Linked DNA regions of Mus musculus: all the other regions are linked to region 1. The links are chromatin contacts, found by Hi-C in ENCODE. All regions are on one chromosome and are shown on one strand. Each heading gives the region's core, a stretch centred on a gene start or an enhancer-like site at or near the end of the contact. The rest is flanking DNA. Distances are from core to core; before and after follow the strand shown. Region 1 holds the start of Gsdma (gasdermin A). Region 2 holds the start of C1d (C1D nuclear receptor co-repressor). Region 3 holds the start of Eldr (Egfr long non-coding downstream RNA). Region 4 holds the start of Cnrip1 (cannabinoid receptor interacting protein 1). Region 5 overlaps Egfr (epidermal growth factor receptor). Region 6 overlaps Egfr (epidermal growth factor receptor). Region 7 holds the start of Pno1 (partner of NOB1 homolog).

Region 1 (3,029 bases), core at 383-2,882:
AGGAAGAGACTTCCAAATGTCTGACCGAGGTAATGGTTGGTTGGGCCACCTTTGCAGAGCTAATTAAGGTGTTCACACAACCTCTGGACTATATATACAAGATTTCAGATGCCCTACATTGTAGTGGTTTAAAGAAACAGAGACAGAAAACTAGGGGGAAAGGAAAAACAGATTTGTATAACACAAATACCACACTTCTGCACTTGTACTGTCATATAACAAAACCATCCCACACACCCAAGAACCCAACTCCACCTTTCCTAAGGGGGATGGGCACCTGACAGCAAACAGGAGCTAGAGCTGTCTGTCTAAGATGCTGATAGCTGTGCCAGGTGAGAAGTGGAAGGGAATGGAGGAAAGAAAAGGGGTGAAGGATGGGGACCAGAGAGGCAGAACAAAGTGTGGAAGGATTCTGAGAAAGTAAAGTAATAAAGTTTTAAAGATATTTTTGCAGAGTGTGAGACTCTTTCCTCACTCCTACCAGTCCCTAAGGAAATCTCCAGGAAACTGCTTCTTCATATGGCCTTGCAGTAAATCACATAAATTGTAATTTAGAGACCTGCCTGTGTGTGTAGAATCCTCTTTTAAGTGATTTCCAAGGAGCAACTTTAATAAGATAATGGGGGCTGGAGAGATGGCTCAGAGGTTAAGAGCACTGACTGCTCCTCCAGAGGTCCTGAATTCAAATCCCAGCAACCACATGGTGGCTCACAACCATCAGTAATAGAATATGTAGTCCTCTTCTGGTATGTCTGAAGAGAGCAGCAGTGCACTAACATGAGAGAGAGAGAGAGAGAGAGAGAGAGAGAGAGAGAGAGAGAGAGAGAGAGAGAGAGAGAGAGAGAGAGAAAGTTCCTGAATGACCTACAGGGAGACAGCTGAACGCCCACAGCATACATCCTGGGCTGTCCGTCATCTCACCGCTGAGATCCACCTCTGCCTGTGTGTGAGCATATATTCCATATACTTAGAGATGCTTCCAAATTATAGAAGGCCATATGAGCTCACTCTATCCTGCCTCCTCAGACTTCTGTGCATACTGGTACCAAGTTATGCATGTGTAGCCAAGGCACATATACACATAGAGAGAGGTAAGAATCAGCAGGCTGATGCATACAAAGTTGAAGGGCAGATTTTCAGCTGCTCTGCTGCCTGTAGTCCCTGAACATACAGGATTTCTTATCACTTATCATTTCCACAAGGCCTCAGATGAATGGCAGGTGCTTCCAGATGACATCAGGGCAGTGATCCACCCTGTATCACCCCTGCACACAATTACACGCATGCATGAGTACACACACACACACTCACATGCACACTCACACACAAATAAGCATAAGTGCATACACACACGCACACAGCCAATTCCCACTGCCTCCCTTCCTCCCCAGTCTATAAGCAAACTTTCAGTCCCCCTTCTTTCTGTCTCAGCCCCAGCAACACAGACACCTGCCTGGCATCTTTTTACCCACCCCCACAGGACCTGAGGCGGGGCACTTCAAACAGGTTGATGCTGTTCTCCTGGAAGTGGAACAAAAAGGGGTGGGGTCATTGTGGGAGGCGGGGTCTGTGGGAGCTTACATCCCCGCCTCCATGGAGGCATAAAGCAGCCAGTCCTGATAAAGGACAGCCAGTCATTCCCTCACCCTATAGACAGAACGAGCTCTGGTTCCTCACCACACACCAGCTGCCAGACAGGATCCAGCATCACCCTTCCCTGGTAAGATCAATGATGGCTGAGGAGGCAGGGGGACATTCTGGGGAACCAGGGGAAGGTTGGGGCCAAATGGGCATGGGATTTCTTATCCTTTATCATGGCCATAAATCTCCCTGCATTTTACTGGGGGTAGGACTCATAGTAGGCCTTAGAGAGAAGAGAGGCAGCCCTTTGAGTGCCACTCTGGTGAAGGGTAGGTCCTTCTAGGTACACTCAGTTGGTCTCTGGAGGGACATAGGCCATCCCAACCCTTCCAGGAACAAGGGCTGGAAAGTATATTGTAGATGGCAGGATGGCCCCAACATCTCTGTGTGCTCCTTCCTGTTTCCCTGCCTCTGTCAAGTACTACAGAAAGGTGAGGCCCATGGAGGCTAGCTGATGTGTCTGATCTCTTCCACCCACCAGGAAAACCTGGGTGTGTCTCCTGGATCCCCAGGTGAGATACCTCGACTTCAAAGACAGAGTCCTAAACTGTCAAACTTGTGATCCTTGCAGGCCCCACATCCTCTTGGTCCCTCTCCCTCCAGCATGTCTCCCAGGACCAAGCTCACTCTTTCTATCCTTGTTTCTACCAGACATGGTGCTGATGCTGTAGAGGTGACTCAGGCCCATTTCCTGCCCTCAGGAAAGTCACAGTTGAGTAGGCAAGGCAGTCAGGTGAACAGATGGATGGTAACAAGATGAATTAGCAGGTGTTTCAGAAGTGGATATACAAGATGCCTTGGGAATGCAGGCAGAGTCACCAAAATGCCCAAAGGAGTAAAGGGGTGAGCAGGTGACATGAGTTGAGTCTTTTTTTTTCCTTCTTACTCCAGTCCTGCTTGCTCAGAGTCCAAAGATTGATTGATTGATTGATTGATTGATTGATTGATTATAAGTACACTGTAGCTCAGATCTCATTATGGATGGTTGTGAGCCACCACGTGGTTGCTGGGATTTGAACTCAGGACCTCCAGAAGAGCAGTCTGTGCTCTTAACTGCTGAGCCATCTCTCCAGTCCTTCAGTTGAGTCTTATAGGACAAATACGAATTCTTTCTATTGGAAAGGGGATATATCGTAAGCAGAACTAACAAAGGCAAAGAAGTAGTTGGGAGAGAGGAACTAGGAAATTTGCCCACTTATACTGGTGTTGCTAGGAGGTGGGTGGGAAGGAAATGGAGGGTGCAAACAAGTGTAGCCTTGCCAAGGAAAGGGCAACTGGGGAAGCTGCCCAGCTCTGACTGCCCAGGCTCCTGGGCCCAGTGCGGTTGCTTCTTTCCCTAGTGTCCACAGGTCCTAGTTTCAACTGTCCCTTAGTGTGACAGGACACTT
Region 2 (2,829 bases), core at 213-2,712, about 81 Mb before region 1:
AGGAGAAGGAAGAAGAAGAACAACAACAAACATCATACATACATACATATTAAAAAAAAAAAAACCTTGTTAGTGTTTTAGGGCTTCTATTGTGGCAGGGAAACACCATAACCAAAAAGCAAGTTGGGGAAGGAAGGGGTTAGGGCTTACTCTTCCATATTACCGCTCTTGCCTAAGGAAGTAAAGGCAGGGACTCAAACAGGACAGGAACCTGGAGGCAGGAGCTCATGGCTTGCCCAACCTACTTTCTTATGACAGCCTAGGACCACCAGTCCAGGATGGCACCATGCATAATTGGCTGGGCCCTCCCCTGTCAATCACTAATGATATGCCTTGCAGGACTGCCTACAACCTGACCTTATGGGGCATTTTCTTAATTGAGATTCCTTCCACTCAGGAGACCTGTGCCAAGTTGACATAAAACTATCGAACACAGTTAGGAATGATGGCACGGCCTGTAACCCTAGTACTGATAATCCTGAATTCAAGGTCAGCTATATCACACAGTGAGACCCATTCAAAAACAAAAACAACACAAAATATGAACTTGTACTTTTCATATCTTCACACCCTCATTTAATTTTTGAAACTATTTTTCATAACTATCACCTAACCAGGTATCGGGCACTATATTAGGGAAGCCCCTCCAAAGATTAATCTGAGGTGCACAGTTTGGTCCGGAGGGACCCAACTTCCATCAAAGCAAAGAAATGGACAAAGGTGTAAGGAACATTCAGTTTGAAGAAGCCTAATCTAGACAAAATGCCAGGGCCTTCGACTCCAATCTTGCCACCTTGGCGGGAGACCTTTAAGTTCTTTGCCTAGCATGGCTGTCCACTCTGAGAGGCTCTACCAACAGCTGATTGAGAAAGAGGCAGATACTTACACCCAACCATTGTCGGACTGAGGTTAGAGACCCCTACGGTTGGATTAGAGGAAGGGTTGAAGGAGCTGAAGGGGAGGGTGACCCCATAGGAAGATCAGCAGTCTCAACCAACCCGGACCCCGGGGGGCTCCCAGAGGCTGAGCCAACAACCAGGCAGCATACATGGGCTGAGCCAAGTGCCACCCATTCCCCAGCCTCCTGGGACCTATGTAGCAGAGGTCTGCTTAGTCTGGCTTCAGTTGGAGAAGATGGGTCCAATTCCCAAGGGTCTTGAGGCCCCAATAATGGGGGATGGGGAGATAGATGATGGGGAGCAGAATGGTGTGAGGAACTGGGTGGGGGACCGGGAGGGGGGTAACGCCTGGAATGTAAATAAATAGTTAATTAAAAAATGTGTCAAAAAGAGAAAGAGAGAGAGGGGGGAGGGAGGGAGGGAGGAAGGAAGGAAGGAAGGAAAGAAGGAAAGAAAGAAAGACAGACAGACAGACAGAAGAAAGAAAGAAAGACAGACAGACAGACAGACAGACCACTGCACTTAGCTCCTGGATGGACAGAGGCGGGGCAAGCCTCGGGACTGAAGTGCGCACGCGCACGACCGGGAGAGACGCACGGGCGGCAGGCAGAAGCCGTGTCATGGCGTCATCATCGTGCGACCTATTTCCCGGAGACAGGCGTCCACGGTATTGAGGTATTGTGCAGAACCGCGTTCGGGTGCTTGTCGTGCTCCCGTCACAGTCTCTTTTCCCGCACCCCGGGATCACGTCCGTCCTGTGGCCGACTGGGAGGAGCCGAGCGGGACTGCTCGCTTCTAGCGTAGTCCCTGCAGTGGCGGCTCTCGGGCTTTGCTTTGGCCTTTAGTTTCTCTGTCAATACCGTCTTCATTTCGCTGCCACTGTTAACGTTGCCTTTCAGAGGTTGAAAAGCGACAAGTAAAACACCCAACGCCATCAGCTTCTAGCTGATTCCAAATCTAAACGGAGACAAAATGGAAGGTGGAAAAAGTAACTTTGCGTGCAGCCCTTCCTGTTCCGCCCAAGGTCGGAATGCTTGCGGTGGCAGTGTTAGCCCTTTTGAAACAAGGGTTTCCTTAATTTTACTTTTTCTTTTCCGAGACACAGTTTCTCAGTATAGCCCTGGCTGTCCTGGAACTCGATCTGTAGAACAGGCTGGCCTCGAACTCCGAGATCAGCCTCCCTCTCTTAGGTGTTAGGATTAAAGGCGTGGGAAACCGGGCCGGGCCGGCAGCTTTCTGCTGTAGCGGATTGTATTAAGAGGAATTTTTCAGTGTCATCTGGGAAAATTTCATCGTGGCTCAAATTTCTGTTGGAAGATAGCGTTAATGACTTAAAATGTGTTGACTACAATTTAGTTTTGGCTTGGAAAAGGTGTATTTGCCCTGGTGAGATGTCTGTGGTGTAATTATTAACCTGTTTGGACTAAGAGTAGACAGAACTAAGTATCAACGTTAGTTTTTATTTATAAATGACAGCTATCCTTATTGAACTTTAGAAAACTACTTCTGGATGGTGGAATTGATAGACTGAATTGTTTTGTTACAAGATAAGATGACAGTGTGAACAGTTTTTGTTGTTTTCTAGTAATAGAAGTGAAATTCCCAAATCAGAGATGTTGTGGATGCTTTCCGGTACCTATAGGGATGCAGTTTTCTCTTGTTTTTAACTTTGAAAAGTTCTATGGGTAAACAGTAGCACTTGTTTGCAAGCATTTGACTCTTCATGTATGGCTCTGAATAGTCTACAGTGGATTACCTCTTTGTTATTTCCACTTTCTTAAATAATAACTAATATTATGAACTAGTACTTTGAGCATTCTACTAATGGAGTATAGCTTTAAGAGTTTTATTGATATTTATTTTGTCTACATCACAACCTTATGTATTATTATTACTTTAGAGGTAATTGTAAAAACAAGCCCCACATTTT
Region 3 (3,210 bases), core at 678-3,177, about 82 Mb before region 1:
ACACATCTGTGTGCTTTCCCTTAATATTGATTTATTACAAGTGCTCCTACGGATTGATATTTTGACATATAGCTAAGTTAGATTCTAGGCAGTCCTTGATCCGACCTTGGGCATGGATAGCTAAGTCACTGCCCTATACAGGAATTTACCATTATCTAGGAAGATGGAAGTTTGTGATCTAAGAAGTAACCAGAGTAGATACTTAGAAATATGGATAGCTGAGTTACACCCATACACAAGTATTTACAATGGCCTAGGGGGAAGGTGGACTATACAATAGACTAGAATAGGAACTGTGGCAAGGGCACAAAGCCCTTGACCCTGGCTTCTAAGATTAAGTGGGCCTTAGGTGGAGATGTTTTTGATCCCAGTTGTTAGCATTGAATTTTATCCCAACTGGTTCCTGCCGGTCCTTCCATGTTTGCATTCCTCTGTTTTGTGTAAGAATCCAGTAACCTCTTTGTACCTTGCCGGTATGTCACCCAACTTCCCTATTTTCTTCTGTATAAAAAGTTTGATGCTCGATTTGACAAATTACATTCAGATTCTACACAATCTCATCTGTCGCTTCTGTTTGTCATTCGCCGACTCCTTGTCCACCTGCAACCAGAGACCCGTTCCACACAGATAGGAGACCCAAAAAGGCGATAGTCTGCGGCAATACTGCCCACAGTGGGCTGGGCTCGCCATAGATCTATCATCAAGAAAATGCCACCATAAACTTGCCTACAGTCCAGTCCGAGTGAGACAATTCCTCATTTGAGGTTCCTTCTTCCAAGGTGTCAAGTTGACAAAAACCAACCAGCACACACCAAATGGTGCCCCCTTCCCCCCACCCCCCCACCACCACCACCACATACACACACACCATTTCCTCTTTCCTTGTATTTCTGACTCATATCTTCTATAGAAAGCTATAGGCTTTCTTATGCCAGCTAGTGGGATGTATGGCTTTGATCGGATTGGTGTTTTTTATGAAAGCAGCTCCCTTCCCTCAGCTCTCACCCCAAGGTCTGTTCCTTCTGGTAAGTCTCTGACTTCTTATTTCAGACATTAACTGGGAATGTGAAGAAGCTCAATACACGAGGTAGTCCGCTCTTAAATGTGTCTTCCCAGGGGAGTCACAGTTTCTTGAATCCATAACAGGGGATATTGAGCGTTTCTATGTATATATATGTACATCCTGGAAAGTTCCCCAGGATGCTTTCTGCCATTAGGCCTAAGTAAACAAGTATCTCTTAGCTTCAACATCTTTATAATCAGAGACATATAGAATGTTCAAACTAAAGGCCGTAAGGGTGTAATATGCAAAAGCAGTCTTAGAGAAATACAGAACTGCACGAAAGACTGGCAAGGGGTAAATGTTGAATGCTAGCAAATATCTTCTCTGGGAACAAAACTACAATGTTCAGCTAACTTAATAACCACATAAGCTGAAAGGTTTGCAATTCCATCGTATATAGCAGTCTCGGTAGTCCTTGATATTTCACTATATTTTTGCAAGATGCTACTAGATAGAATACATACCGCATCGAGCGTTAAGCTTCCCCGGGCAGCTCCCTGGAATGTTACTATGCTAAGAAACAAAGGAAATGAGTAACACGATATTATCATCAAAAAAAATTTCAACGTGAACTTTTTCAGCAACCTTTGTCGAGCACACACCTCAGGGAAGGAGCACCTAGTCAGGTTGCAGAGTCCCCTGGGGAGAGAGAGCCTTGGCGCTCAAACTCTCGGCCGTCTCAAAGCCCTCGCTAGCTACCAAAGCACTTTGGGAGTCCCGCCCTTTGCAAGTCCCGCCCTTTGTAAGTCCCGCCCTTTGTAAGTCCCGCTCTTTTAAGTCCCGCCCATGTGCCCGCTGTCACTCAGCGGGGACGCTGGACCTTGCAGTGACTTGGGCCTCCTTTCTTTCCTTCCCTTACGGTGATGAAACGCAGGGTAAACTACCAATCCCAGAAGGCACCGCGCATGCAAATGGGTGGAGCGAGGCTTGAGAGGGCGGGACATGAAGGCCTTCCGGAAAAGATTCAAATCCGGAGGACTGAAATCGCGGGAGGAGCCGGCACCGCGCCTTTAGGTAGGAGAGGCAGCTCTGCCCTTCCCTGCACAGGGACCAGCGTGCTCAGCTGTGGTCGGTCGCTTCTCCTGCCTGTCCTCACAGCACAGGGATGTGGTTGCGCTCGCCAGGACTGGTGTGGGCTCCCTGAGAACTAGTCTTGCCCGACGATGCTCTTTCTCGGTTTGCTCACTCCTAGTGACATTTGACAGGACGGTGGATGGAGGGGCTGGAGGTGGCCCAGAGTGACCGCTCTTCTCAAAGACCCAGGTTTAGTTCCCAGTGTCCACAGAGGGGTCTTGCCACTGACTGTTACTCCATTTCGGGGATCCCACCCCCCTTTTGGCTCCTGCGGGCAGCGCACGCACTGTGTGCTGAGACTTGTTTGCAAGCAAACCGGCAATACACATACATAGAAGCAGATCTTTGAAAAGGAGGTGGGAGGACCGCAAGCTAACGCAATATTTCCGCAAGGTTGGTTCAAAAAGAGGCGACATACAAGGAATAGCTTTCGAGGCATTCAAGAGAGATAATTTAGAAGATTCCTAGTGAGATTTTTGGGAATATGACCAAGGCACCACAGAATGTTCAATTGAAAAACTTCCTGCCTCTTGTGGAATTCCTTTGACAGAAGGAAAGATTTTATTCCTAGGGAGAGCCTGGGAGAAACAGCAAACATCTGAGTGTAGTGTAACCTCCTAATAGAAACTTAGTTTCAAAGATGACACTTTGCCTTTAGTTTGTACCAGTGGTAGGAGGGGAGAAGGTTCGTTGCAAATACTTGATCTTGTGGGTTTTGTCTTGTTTTTGCACACCAAGTTGCTTTCTATTTTCTATTTCTAAAGGAAGCCCCTGTTCAGTTCAGACATTACAGTTCTAACCACAACCAGTTTGGATCATAAACAGCCTAACCAAAGGTAGTCACCATGATGTTACTAACTACAAAGACTCGAGTAGTGCATCTGAAAAGGGAATTGTTAGTCACTGAATGAAGAGATATTTAGCTATACATCAAATGCCTATTGTATCCTGATTCTCCACCACAAAAGGAACTGTAAGTATTATAAAGTAGGTAAACACAAATTGTGCTTATATTGCAACATGGCCCAGGATGATGTGTGCAGCCTTGAAGCTTCCAGAAGCTTCCACTGTGG
Region 4 (3,126 bases), core at 468-2,967, about 82 Mb before region 1:
GGCATAATTTTTTTCCTCTTTCTTCTCTTCTTTTCCTTTTGGATGCTAGTCAGAGCCTACATATGCTTTCTCTGGTACTATGGGCTTTTCCCCTTTCTCTCATGCTCCCCTCACCACTTATGAAGCTACATGGCTGACCTCAAAGGATCTTAACTTAAACAGCATAGATTTTCTTTCTCTTCTCCATCTTCCTCAAGATTATAGCTAGTCTGCCCTAGGACTTTTCTTTTAAGTTAAAGGTTGCTCCCAAGATTCAAAATAAATGATAAAACTATATAGACATTATTTACAATTAGGTTTGCACCTCTTTGCACTCACCATAGGTGAATCATTATGAATCTAAATACTTTTAGATGTGGAAGAATTCACATATGACCATAGTTAAAACACAGCAATAATTCAAGTCTCTCAACATTTTGGGGACATGTCTGATGTTCCAGGTGATGTTTTGTGCATGTTGAAGATTTAGTAATACGTAAAATAGAGAAAAAACCCACCCTTGTGTTTCAAATCCTGTGTTTCCACTGCTCATCATGCTTGTAATTAAGTCTGAGCATGGGTTAGACAATGTAAAATATGATGCACCTTTAAAATAGTTGTATAGCAACTGTAGTTTCGATATGTGAGAATTCATTCAACCATTCTTTATGCTGCTGGGTCTTTTTTCAACCATTCATAGATTGGCAGTCCATTTAGGTTTTGTTTTGATTTTTTTGCTAACAGTTACAATAAACACCAATACCTCAGAATCATTTTTATACATATATATATATAGCTTATTAACTAAATAAAAGTAGCCTAACCTGTGTAAGTACAAAGTTGCAAACAACCGCATCTGTCCCAATGGGAGGCATCAATTGTATCCTGCATTTCCCAGGTATGAGGTGGAGCCTATGGTACTATCCACCTGTGTGGTGCTGAAGAAGGAACTCATTTTTCTCCGTCAGGAACTCATTTCCATGCACCTAGTCTCCCTTTGCTGCTTGGCATCTTCAACTGTCAACCACCATCTATGAGAAAGCCTTTCAAAATCATATGTAGCGTGCAAGCGCAGACTCTGCACTGTCATATGAAATGTTCTGCAGTAGTTCTTTGACTCATCCTTCTTAGACATTGTCACTACACCTAACTCACCAGACTACCTTACTTTTTACAGAGTTGGTCAGACTCACCCTTCCAGATTTGTGTGTGTGTGTGTGTATATATATATATATATGATTGATTATAGTGTCAATTCTAAGCCAAGATATGTATAATGAAAATGAAAATAGGACTCTCTCAACCTGTCCCTGCTCCCCCTTTCTCCCTAACCGCATCTGTCTTTCTATCTCCACCTAATCTAGTGTAATTTCCACTCCACGTGAGATGAGCTCTGCCTTCGGGGCCATTTGTCCTTGCTCTCAGTAGGATGCACTCATTTCCTGAAATTTAAATCATTAGCTAGCAGTTTCCTACCCCGTTTCCTGCCACTTGCCTCCACTTCCCCTCTCAGTCACTTCACACCAAACCTCAGCTCAAACCCTCCAGAAAGTGAATCTACATCCCTTAGGGCCTAGACTCTGGGGTCTCAGCTCCTTGTTGTAGCAATTAATCTTGGTCCCAGGGCCTCTCCGCCCCATCCTCCTCGCATCCGGTGCTGTTCTAGGAGGAGCCTAAACGTCAGTCCTGCTGAAGGGGATTGTGGTGCGTAAACAAGATTAACTCTCTAGCCCCCAGCAGTGCTGATTTGCGGGGCAGCCTGCCAGTCCAGTCACTGCGAGCCCTCGCGTGCGTGCAGGGCCCTGCGTGGGGAGCGGGGGATGGGGCAGCCTGCTGCCTCCATGCTGTCTCTTGGGCCGGCTCCTTTTCTGAGTGTAGTGGAGGGCCACAGCTGCTTCTCAAAATCTGGGGTGGACAGAGGCGACCGCTCCTAGCTGTGGCCTGCATCCATCCGCTCTCTCTTCCTCCCTGCTTGTCCCCTCCGCCCAAAGCGCCGCAGCAGCTCTCTCCAGCCTTCACTGTCCACCACTCCAGTCTCGGTTGCCAACTATGGGGGACCTACCCGGACTCGTGCGCCTTTCCATCGCGCTGCGCATCCAGCCCAACGACGGCCCTGTTTTCTTCAAGGTGGACGGGCAGCGTTTTGGCCAGAACCGCACAATCAAGCTGCTCACCGGCTCCTCCTACAAGGTGGAGGTGAAGATTAAGCCCACAACACTGCAGGTCGAGTGAGTGTGGGGCGTGCCGGGTGGTGGCAGGGCAATAACATCCCGGGTATGGGAGGAGCATGGAGGCTCCAGGGCATCCCTATCCTCCACTGGGCCCTTCTAGTCTCTCGAATGCTCAGCAGGACCTGGAATGAGGGCAAGAGATGAACGCCCTGCCCCTAAGCTACTCCCCCTCCTTGAGCTTGTAGTCTTACATTCCTGATTCCTTCCACCCATTTCAGTAAATCCCTTTAAATCTGCGACAAGAATCCAAGGTTTGGAGGCTTTTGCTGCTGTTGTTGTATTTTAGGGTTTGCTTTGTTTTGATTTCTTGTAAATCTCTCTTTAGTCTACCTACAACAGAGAAACATAGGTAGACAGGGTGGGGACGATGGTAGAAAGACATGGAATGTTTCAGGAACCACAATCCCGTCTCTCCTCTGCTGGATCCTGCAATCTCTCCTGCTTCTGCTGACAATACGGAAGTGGAAGTGGGAAGAGAGGCTGAGGAGTGAGTAATCTCAGTGGACAGATGGTCCCTGGGTTCCCAGAAGGATGCTCTCCAGTTCTCCCTTCCAGGGTTAATGTCAGCGGAGGCATCAGGCACAAATTAGAGGGCACTGCCTGTGCTGGGCTCACCTTTATGGATTTCATACACTGTGCCTTTTCTTTCTTTCCTGGCTGAATTTTTCAGTCAGCCTGGTCAGCCTAGTGTTGATCTCTGTGGTGGTTAACAGCATCTTCACAAGAAGACTGTAGAAGAGAATGGTGGCAGTTAAAAAAAAAAAAAAAAAAAAAAAAAGATCACATATGGGTCTTAGTTTCTTTTCCTATGGCTGTGATAAAATACCCTGACAAAATCAGCTTACTGAAGAAAGGTTTTGTTTGCCTCAGTTTTGATGTTAGAGTCCATCATGTCAAAAAGTCACGGCAGCTGCAA
Region 5 (3,213 bases), core at 592-3,091, about 82 Mb before region 1:
CAGATTCTGTGTCTTAGTAGTGTTAAACTCTGAGGCTATGCTAGATAGGGATGTCAAAAGTTGGGATGGTCAGAGGACAATGAAGTCACTAGGAAGAAATCACAATGTAACCATGAACTGGGATGCTTGCCTTTGAGAAAATTAAGGAGGCTCACCGTTCAGCTTTATGCCACGGAGGAATCATACCTATAAAAACCAGCATCGGAAAGCAAAGGAAGTCCTGGTTTACAATTTCATAAGTTTCTATCCAAGCTCAGTCACTCAGTTGCTTCTGGGCCTGTGGTGAAAAAGTACAAACAGCAGGAGCCATGTACATGGTAGCCATAAAGCAAAAGGGAGAACAGAAAAGGGGGCCACCACTAATGAGCCTCCTTTCACAAGGCTCTACTTCAAAATAGCACAACAATATACAACAGAAAGGCTTTAGCGTGGGGGCCTTGACAGATGTTTACATTCTAAACCATTGAGGATGTTGTAAGAGCTGTCATCAGATGTCTGAAAGGCTGCTCTGAGGTGGGAATTTGATGTATTGGACTTTGGCCTTCCAAGGAAAGCAATGGTGTGCAGGCTTCAGGAACCCATCAGGCTCTGATGTCCACCCATTGTGAACCTCCATTGAGGTTCTCCAAATGAAACATTTCTCTAAACCCCAAAGGAGCTTAGCCACATGTCTTCAGCAGTCAGACACAAAATGATGACTAAGTAAACAAAAACTTAACCAAGAGGATGATCCCCTGAAAGATAGACCAAATCCAGGATGAGTCTCACGTTTCCTTCTGCATATCCTCTGCCTCAGGTAGGCAGTAGGCAGAAGGCAGGCTATCATAACCTTCAGAAGTGGAGAGCTCCTCCAGCAACCATCATCCTGCCGAACTGTAAGCAGCTCCACAAATGTTCCCTGTGGAAAACGGTGAAGGCACCTATCAGATTGTAGCTAATGGCTTAGTCATTAGCAGTATGAGACTCAATGTCTCAGAGGTTATAGTCAGCCATTTGCTTTTCTAGGTGGCCAAATATGCGGCATTCATGTAAGCTCCTTTGATTTTTCCAAAACCTCAACACAGTTCTGGTCTTCTGCATGCCTTTGCAAGCATCCATCTATCTTTCCAGAGATTCAGCATGCACACAGGAAAGGCTCTCGGGCTTTAGACCTACACATGCACTGGCCGCCTCAAATGCTAGGTCTTCGAAGAGCCCCACCATGACTCCTGTATATTTGTTCCACTTTGCTGCACTCTGTAAATGGGAGTATTCCCTCCCATAGCTGATAATATTTTTCTCCATAATGTCTCAGAAATAGTCTAAAAAGCTAATACTAGCATTACAGTAGCTATGTGTCAAGTACTTAAGGTGTACCAGGCCCCGAAATAGAGACTTTTAAAAATGAATTATCTGGGTTTTTCATTGCCTCCTGGTTCCCACACTGGTCATTTCACAGACCTAGTGGTTGGGAATCTCAAACCAGAGCATTCTCACAGCCAGACGCAGACACTCGGAGACTTAACAAGGTTATGGCTACACACTCTTAAGTCTGTGGTAACCTAAAAGAGCCAGTCAGGGAGAGAAAGGGAAGGAGGGAGACATGGGAGGAAAGGGAGGAAGAAGGCGTGGCATGGTGAGGGGTGAGGTAGGGGGATGATTTTGCTAGCTTAGAGGAATCGAGCCCTTGAAAGACTTGAGTATGGGAAAAAATGAAGCTGTGGCTTTTTTGTGAGCCAGCTCCTTCCTGGCAGGAGCTTGGACTAAAACCAAGCATAGCAGAGTTTTCTGTTTTAATGGGAGCGGCTACATAGTGGCTCGCCCTTCCCTTTTCTCCCTTGCACCTCTGTGCCTGGATTTCCTTGCCCTGCTGTCTGTCCCTGGCCTGCTGTGCGGCAGGTAGGTCCAGCTAGACGCTGACTGCACAAACTAGGGACTGGCTGCTGCCTGCTCGCTCTCCCAGACCAGCTCCAGCCTTCAGTGTCTCTTTGCTCACAGCGCTGTCAGAATATATCTTTGTCTTGTAGGCAGGAAATGAGAAAGCCATGTTTTAGACTATTCAGGAAGTCATCCAGAGTTATAATGGCCCATTATCTGATGGCCAGAGTTTACTTAGCCTTTTTACTGTTTCACTGTGCAACTGAGACCTGGAAACACAACCTATCCCACCCCACCCCCAACCTGTCATCACTGTGCGTGTGCAGATGGGAACCATTTCCTCCTCTACCTGTATCTTGGGTATTCCCAGCTTCTGGGCTCTAGTGCTCAGCCTCTTAACTCATCATATCTCATTGAATTGGCCAACATCAGTAAAGGTGCTCACTTAGCACCAGAGCATCCCTGGTCATACAGGTACCTACCTACTGGGGTTATATGGTTAGAGACGGTTCTCAGAAAAGTGCATTCTGGCCATAGATACTGTGCAGAAGAAAAAACAGGAGCCTTCTCTCACCAAAGCTTGGCCCACATGCAAAACATTTACAACGTGTGGTAAAATGTTTTATCGGCACCAAGGATTTGTGATTCCTAGAAGCAAAAATAAGCTCCAACCTTGATGGAAAAGAGAGCTCAGTCTTTCTAACATGCCATTTGTGGTGCTGTGACAGGTTGGAACCCTCCCAACTTGGTTTATCTGGATGAACAAGCACGCACCCAGTTAAGGCCAGCCTCCCTGGCATATTCTTGCCCTGGGCAGACCTGAGTCACAGCTCAGGGAAGCATCTCCAGCCCAGAAAGTAGTATCCTCCCTTCTTTTGTGCTTCTTTCCTTAGTGGAAACAGATGGTAGAGCTCCCAGGGAAATAGAAGCAAAGGAAATCATTTTATTTTCCAGTCTGTGTTCTACTGCAGCTATGGCTGATCGAAGGTAGGGTAGACTTGGGGAGGGCCCCTTTGTCCAGAAGACCCCAGGAAGAGTCTGCAGTCCGTTAAAGGCAAGATGGGTGGCAGGTTTTAGGAGGATGCCACTGGAAGCTTTAGAACAGAGTTGCACACAGCATAATCAGTAGAGATCCACCAGTGTGCAGGCCCCACGCCTGCAATGCACAGCTACCTTATAGATTATGAAGCCCTGGCCACACTGGTAGTTGTTCAGAATCCATGGGGGTAATTCCAGAGTAATTTTAAAGTCAACCGCCAGGCATCTGTGCTTGTAAATTAAATGCCTGGCACATGATTGTGCTGAGGTAATAGTTCATTACAATACAAATTACAGGGGTGTTCCAGTGACCATGCG
Region 6 (2,947 bases), core at 425-2,924, about 82 Mb before region 1:
TGACTGTGAGCATCCACTTCTGTGTTTGCTAGGCCCCGGCATAGTCTAAGAAGGGACAAAGTGTCCACACTTTGGTCTTCATTCTTCTTGAGTTTCATGTGTTTTGCAATTTGTATCTTATATCTTGGGTATTCTAAGTTTCTGGGCTAATATCCATTTATTAGTGAGTACATATCATGTGAATTCTTTTGTGATTGGGTTACCTCACTCAGGATGATGCCCTCCAGGTCCATCCATTTGGCTAGGAATTTCATAAATTCATTCTTTTTAATAGCTGAGTAGTACTCCATTGTGTAAATGTACCACATTTTCTGTATCCATTTCTCTGTTGAGGGGCATCTGGGTTCTTTCCAGCTTCTGACTATTATAAATAAGGCTGCTATGAACATAGTGGAGCATGTGTCCTTCTTACCAGTTGGAACATCTTCTGGATATATGCCCAGGAGAGGTATTTCGGGATCCTCCGGTAGTACTATGACCAATTTTCTGAGGGACTGCCAGACTGATTTCCAGAGTGGCTGTACAAGCTTGCAATCCCCCCAACAATGGAGGAGTGTTCCTCTTTCTCCACATCCTCGCCAGCATCTGTTGTCACCTGAATTTTTTATCTTAGCCATTCTGACTGGTGTGAGGTGAAATCTCAGTGTTGTTTTGATTTGCATTTCCCTGATGATTAAGAATGCTGAACATTTTTAGGTACTTCTCAGCCATTCGGTATTCCTCAGGTGAGAATTCTTTGTTTAGCTCTGAGCCCCATTTTTAATGGGGTTATTTGATTTTCTGGAGTCCACCTTCTTGAGTTCTTTATATATATTGGATATTAGTCTTCTATCTGATTTAGGACTGGTAAAGATCCTTTCCCAATCTGTTGGTGGTCTCTTTGTCTTATTGACGGTGTCTTTTGCCTTACAGAAGCTTTTCAATAGCCTCCACCATAGAAAGGTGACCACAACCTAGAAGGAACAAAACAGCAAGCCCATTGAGATGGCTTTTGGAGCCCAAGTTCAAATTGTTATGTGACAGAGCTTGGCTTGGGCTTTTCATGAGAGAATTTGGTAGTTGTTAATGTTTTTTGAGTAGGTTTTTGTTTTTGTTTTTGTTTCCCATAATGAGTGAATCCTGAAAATGAGCTTTGAATTCAAGATGTCTAAGAGAATCTCAGGCCTCCTTACTGGGAGGAACGATGCCAGATTCAGCTCTCCTCTACAACCTACCATAGCCTTTTACCCATTTAAGAATCAAACAAAGAGATACTTAGTCTAACTAGGAGTAAGTGAAAAGGTTGCTCATTTTCAAGGGCAACTGAATACAAACATGTGCAAACAAAGCACACAAATCCAAATCAACTTAGTTTTGGTTGTGAGCCTAGTCTTTATATAATCAACGTAGAAAACCACTGCAAAGGGTCAGGAAAGACCCGTTACTGAATGAAAAATAACAACAGGGGAAAACATTCCAAGAGGCAAGTGGGGACTCCTTGTGAAAGAATTTTGCAAGGCTCTTGGAGGCTTGGCTTTCTTACTGCCAAGTGCCTTAGCACACCCCATCTGGTAAGACTTGGGCCCAGTCACCTTCCTGATGGGCCATGGCCACATCCCTGCCATCCGGGTGGGCAGTTAGCTGTGGTCAGTATTAGCTATCCCTCCCTCTGTGGCAAGACCTTATAGATCTTAGAAAGGCCACACACCAGCAGTGTGAGCAGCAGGCCAAGAAGGTCAGCCTCCTCTGAGAGCGCTTGAACGGAAGGAAGCAATTCACGCTAGTGGGAAATGATCCAGATTTAATTCAGATTCAAGCCACAGTGGGGTTTAGTAAGGGTTTTCCACGTATCACGTGCTTTGCCAGGGACTCTCCCAACTCACCAAATCCTCCCAGAGTCATAGTAATTGTTTTGTTCCTGTTTAATAGATGAAAATAAGAGGCTCAGAGGGATTAGGAAGTTTCTCAGATAAAGGGAAAAACAGGGTTTTAGTCCTGACTTGTCACTGCGAGTGTAGTAACCACTGACAAGTGCCAGGAAAAGTCTGGTTCAAGTCACTCTGTAGTCAAACATCTAGGGGGTTATTTTACTCTCTCTCTCTTCTTCTCATTTTGATTTTGAAACACTTTTTTTGATGAAGACACACACACTGCTATCTGTTTTAAGTAGCTGTGAGACCTGCCTTGTTCTGTAACTTGACTAACAGCTAGCTTACCACTGCTTTCACTGGTGAGATCAGGCCAGCAATTTGTTTAAAGATTCTTTTCTCCCTTTTAAAAGCATCTGTAGTACAGAGAACAGTCTTAGTCTGAAAGAACAATAGAAGCTGGACTTGGGTGCACCTTCGGTCTTGGCCGGCAGCTCTGTCTCGGTATATAGGTTCATGCTCAGCCTACTTCATCCCCCAGCTACTCTTCCAGTAGTTGCCTTCTTTCTGAACTTCAGCATCATCACCGCTAACTACTCATTTAGGTCCAGTGTCTTGTCCTTTCTTTTTATTTTCTGTGATAAGAGGAACTGTGTACTTGTTTGTTAGCTTGTTTTTCTAGTGCTCATGGTAGAACAACATAAAAGTGCATATGTTTCCAGAGATGACCTTATATATGACAGTGCATTAAAATCGGACTTTTGAAAACCATGAGTAAAAACAGGAAAGCATATAATCTGTCTTGTGGTGAGGACTGCACTGCATGGCTCCCTGTCCAGAATCTCTCTGCAGAGATTTGTTCCAATCTAATTTCCAGTCCCATTTTCTGGATCAGAATTCTTTTATTTCCTTGCAAATTAAACACCTTGTCCAAGATTACTTTTGATTTATAATTCATATAAATAATGTAAACTATATTCCTAAGTAATGATGTAGGCAATGATCTGGAGGAGAGGAATGCAGAGAAAAAAAAACATAAAAATGGAAGACACACACACACACACACAGTTTTTCAAGTGGAAAATTGAGGCACTGGTAAG
Region 7 (2,804 bases), core at 258-2,757, about 81 Mb before region 1:
TCCAAGTTCCAGGCTAGCTAGAGCTACAGAGTGAAGCCTAGTCTCAAAGAAAAAAAAAAGAAAGGAAGAAAGAAAGAAAAAAGAAAGAAAGAAAGAAAGAAAGAAAAAGAAAGAAAGAAAACAAAAATAAAACAAGAACAAAGCCACAAAGCCCCAGACTCTGGCTCTCACCCTATGTATGACTCTCGGCAAGTCCCATGAACATCTAGGATTTAAGTTTTCTCACCCCTGCCTAATCCTCCAGCACTCTCATGTCTATGGGTGTATATCATCTATGTCATACCTTAAGGAACAAATGATGTGGTATACGTTAAGCTATCACTGTGCATCTGATATATGGTATCAGCAAATACTAAGAACACAAACCAATGACCCTGCAGTAAACAAGGCAGCTAAAGTAGAACAGAAATGTATAAACTTCTGAAGAGAGCTTGAGTTCTCTTGAAAGCTGACTGGAACTGAAGTAAGAAGACAGCAGAGAAAGTGGCCTTCTCCAGAGACCAGAGCCACCAAAGATACTGGCAGGGGAAAAAAAAACCAAAAACAAAAAAAAACAAAAAAAAGGGAAACAAACACAACTGGGTCTCCTACTTGAAAGGCAGGCTTAGTCAAGTGTCTGGCCTTTATCCCTTAGGAATGCCGAGGAGGCTAGAATACCATAATAAAAGCATTGTGATATGGGAAAATTAATTTGGCACTGACACCGAAGATCTACTGAAAAAAAAATAAAGGAATTAATTTACATTTTTTTCTAAGTGGCACACGTTTCCTCCAAAAAGAGCACTTACACTGAAGAAAGTACCTACAATTACCACTTGTTTAGGCACTACCGTGTATCATTGTCTACTTTTATTAAGGCTGAAACTACGAAATGGTAGGCTACGAAATGGCTACCCTCTTCCTTACCCTGATTTCTACATTCCTTGATTTCAGGTTAAAGCGTATCTGAAGTCCCAAATGTTCTACAATCGGAGTAAATATCTTCATCCAGTTTTCTTTCAACGGTGTGTATCTGTTACCTGGGACGGGAATTTTCCTCGTTTCTTCTTTCCCAGTCTGCAATAAAAACATACACACTCAGGAGGCGACTGAGAGATGCGGGCCTAGGCGAAAAAACAAACAAACAAACAAACCCCCCAAAACAACAAAACAAAACAAAACCGAGAACCGACCCTTTCACCTGGACGCCCGGGCCCCGCCCCGCCCCGTCCCGTCCCGTCCTGATCCCCACCAGGAGCTGATCCCCGGAGAGCGGCGGGAAGACCGGCCTCTTCGCCGGCCGCGCCTCCTCCGTGTCCATGCGTCCGGCTTCTCCATCCTGTCCCGCCGCTGACGACTGCTCAGCCTGTCGTTTCTTCGCCCGGCGGCCCCCTCTGTGCGTGACGGGAGTAAAGCCGTCCTCCGTTCCGGTGCTTTGCGTCTCCATCTCGGCCAAGATCAATCCCGGCAAGTACGACTAGAGGAACACGTGCGTGGTTGTACAGCGCATGCGCCAGCCTCCACCAATCGATTTGAAGACACCACCCCTTTTCCTAGGCGGGGTCCATGCCAGGGGCCTAAGGCTGGATTGGTCCGCGTTTCGGAATTGCTGTCCTGGGATATGCCTGTTTGCTAATGTCTCCGTGCCCTCATACGCTCGCAGCCGAAGCATTCACAGTCTTTACTGTGTCTATGTAAAGTCGTTGTGGTAACGGCAGTAAATTAGCTTGTGCCATGTGTGGAGAAGCATCTGTTGCGGTCTCAGTAGCTCACACGGCATTTTCGGAGGCATCCAAGCCCAACTTGCTAAGGCTTCCGGGTAGAATGCGGCTAGGGAGGGACAAACTGCCCCTGATCTGTTTGCAGTCTGGTTACCAAGTTAGCGTTTGGTTGCATCTACACCATGTCCACCTTCGAGAAGCCTCAGATCATTGTCCACATTCAAAAGGGCCTCAACTACACAGTGTTCGACAGCAAATGGGTGCCCTGCAGTGCCAAATTCGTGACGATGGGCAACTTTGCCCGGGGCACCGGCGTTATCCAGGTGTACGAGATCCAGCGCGGGGACCTCAAGCTGCTGCGGGAGGTGGGTGCAGGCTTGGACCGTTTGGGTTTGCGTGATCTAGGGTCTGATTCCTCAATGCTCCAGCAGAAACAGAAAGGAGGTGACAGATTGAGAAATACTTCAAACTAGGCTCTCACTGCAGCCTCTTCCTCCCACCATCCTCCGTGCAGTCCGTTGCAAGGTTTCTGGGAAGTGAAGTTAACATTTCGTGGCAACGTTCTTGGACCTTATAGGCTGTTAGCAGTTGTCGTAGTCTACTAGTAGATATATGCAATAAACCCACATTTCATACAAGCAAAACCAAAGGAGGCACCGGGATACCTACAACAAAGTTGATGACGAACTAGTAAATACCACATCCTTTCAAGAAGTGTCAGTTCAATGCCTGATAGTCCCAGGCATGGGAATTGCAATGCCAGCTATATCATGGAGTTTATTTTCTGTTGGGGGAGACAGTCCAACAGCCAGACCAAGAATGCATACATACATGTAAACTCATCAAGATGAGTTTTCTAATGTGCAGGTCTATAAAAGTAAAAACAGATGCAGGACGAGTAGAAACTAACTAAAGCAAATTTAGAGTAGAGTATGAAGTTTCTTACAAAAAACAGCATGTGAGAAAGCTCAGTGATAATGGTGGAAGGTAGTTTATTATCTTTTTAAAAAAGAAAAACACGAGCTAGAAGTGGTGTTGCACACCTTTACTCACGGCAATCAAGAGAAAACAGCAGGAGAATTTCAGTTTGAAACCCTATCTGCA

What was found. A loop is a pair of places that touch in the nucleus more often than their neighbours do.
Region 2: a map of T-helper 2 cell shows a loop between it and region 1 (30-fold over the local background). The contact joins the promoter of C1d here to the promoter of Gsdma in region 1. A Hi-C loop is called at or near these places in 3 of 37 maps with a recorded cell type or tissue (T-helper 1 cell, T-helper 17 cell and T-helper 2 cell).
Region 3: a loop to region 1 is called in a map of T-helper 2 cell, with 25 times the contacts of the local background. The contact joins the promoter of Eldr here to the promoter of Gsdma in region 1. A Hi-C loop is called at or near these places in 2 of 37 maps with a recorded cell type or tissue (T-helper 1 cell and T-helper 2 cell).
Region 4: a map of T-helper 2 cell shows a loop between it and region 1 (28-fold over the local background). The contact joins the promoter of Cnrip1 here to the promoter of Gsdma in region 1. A Hi-C loop is called at or near these places in 3 of 37 maps with a recorded cell type or tissue (T-helper 1 cell, T-helper 2 cell and regulatory T cell).
Region 5: a map of regulatory T cell shows a loop between it and region 1 (31-fold over the local background). The contact joins the enhancer-like site here to the promoter of Gsdma in region 1. A Hi-C loop is called at or near these places in 1 of 37 maps with a recorded cell type or tissue (regulatory T cell).
Region 6: a map of T-helper 2 cell shows a loop between it and region 1 (27-fold over the local background). The contact joins the enhancer-like site here to the promoter of Gsdma in region 1. A Hi-C loop is called at or near these places in 2 of 37 maps with a recorded cell type or tissue (T-helper 17 cell and T-helper 2 cell).
Region 7: a map of T-helper 2 cell shows a loop between it and region 1 (26-fold over the local background). The contact joins the promoter of Pno1 here to the promoter of Gsdma in region 1. A Hi-C loop is called at or near these places in 2 of 37 maps with a recorded cell type or tissue (T-helper 1 cell and T-helper 2 cell).

Annotation. Positions count from the first base shown.
Region 1 is chr11:98,662,719-98,665,747 of GRCm38, forward strand. It overlaps Gsdma (gasdermin A), which reads left to right and starts at 1,633. Exons shown (of 12, transcript NM_021347.4): 1 at 1,633-1,720.
Region 2 is chr11:17,256,085-17,258,913 of GRCm38, forward strand. C1d (C1D nuclear receptor co-repressor) reads left to right here and starts at 1,463. Exons shown (of 5, transcript NM_020558.4): 1 at 1,463-1,574.
Region 3 is chr11:16,949,355-16,952,564 of GRCm38, forward strand. Eldr (Egfr long non-coding downstream RNA) reads right to left here and starts at 1,928. Exons shown (of 4, transcript NR_110425.1): 1 at 1,666-1,928; 2 at 1,528-1,576. Fbxo48 (F-box protein 48) reads left to right here and starts at 2,056. Exons shown (of 4, transcript NM_176982.2): 1 at 2,056-3,110.
Region 4 is chr11:17,050,142-17,053,267 of GRCm38, forward strand. It overlaps Cnrip1 (cannabinoid receptor interacting protein 1), which reads left to right and starts at 1,718. Exons shown (of 3, transcript NM_029861.3): 1 at 1,718-2,207. The coding sequence starts at 2,029.
Region 5 is chr11:16,807,657-16,810,869 of GRCm38, forward strand. The region is part of intron 1 of Egfr (epidermal growth factor receptor); the gene reads left to right. It overlaps Egfros (a long non-coding RNA gene), which reads right to left. Exons shown (of 3, transcript XR_003949851.1): 3 at 1,992-3,213. Among named protein-coding and RNA genes, the nearest start is that of Gm39584, 16 kb to the left of the region's middle. Within about 2 kb of position 1,842, at least 1 of the 3 ENCODE cell types and tissues checked has a DNase peak (open chromatin) inside an H3K27ac peak, as active enhancers do.
Region 6 is chr11:16,847,374-16,850,320 of GRCm38, forward strand. All of the region lies in intron 1 of Egfr (epidermal growth factor receptor), which reads left to right. Among named protein-coding and RNA genes, the nearest start is that of Egfros, 18 kb to the left of the region's middle. Within about 2 kb of position 1,675, at least 1 of the 3 ENCODE cell types and tissues checked has a DNase peak (open chromatin) inside an H3K27ac peak, as active enhancers do.
Region 7 is chr11:17,210,082-17,212,885 of GRCm38, forward strand. Pno1 (partner of NOB1 homolog) reads right to left here and starts at 1,508. Exons shown (of 7, transcript NM_025443.2): 1 at 1,232-1,508; 2 at 907-1,056. The coding sequence starts at 1,426. Wdr92 (WD repeat domain 92) reads left to right here and starts at 1,812. Exons shown (of 8, transcript NM_178909.4): 1 at 1,812-2,065. The coding sequence starts at 1,883.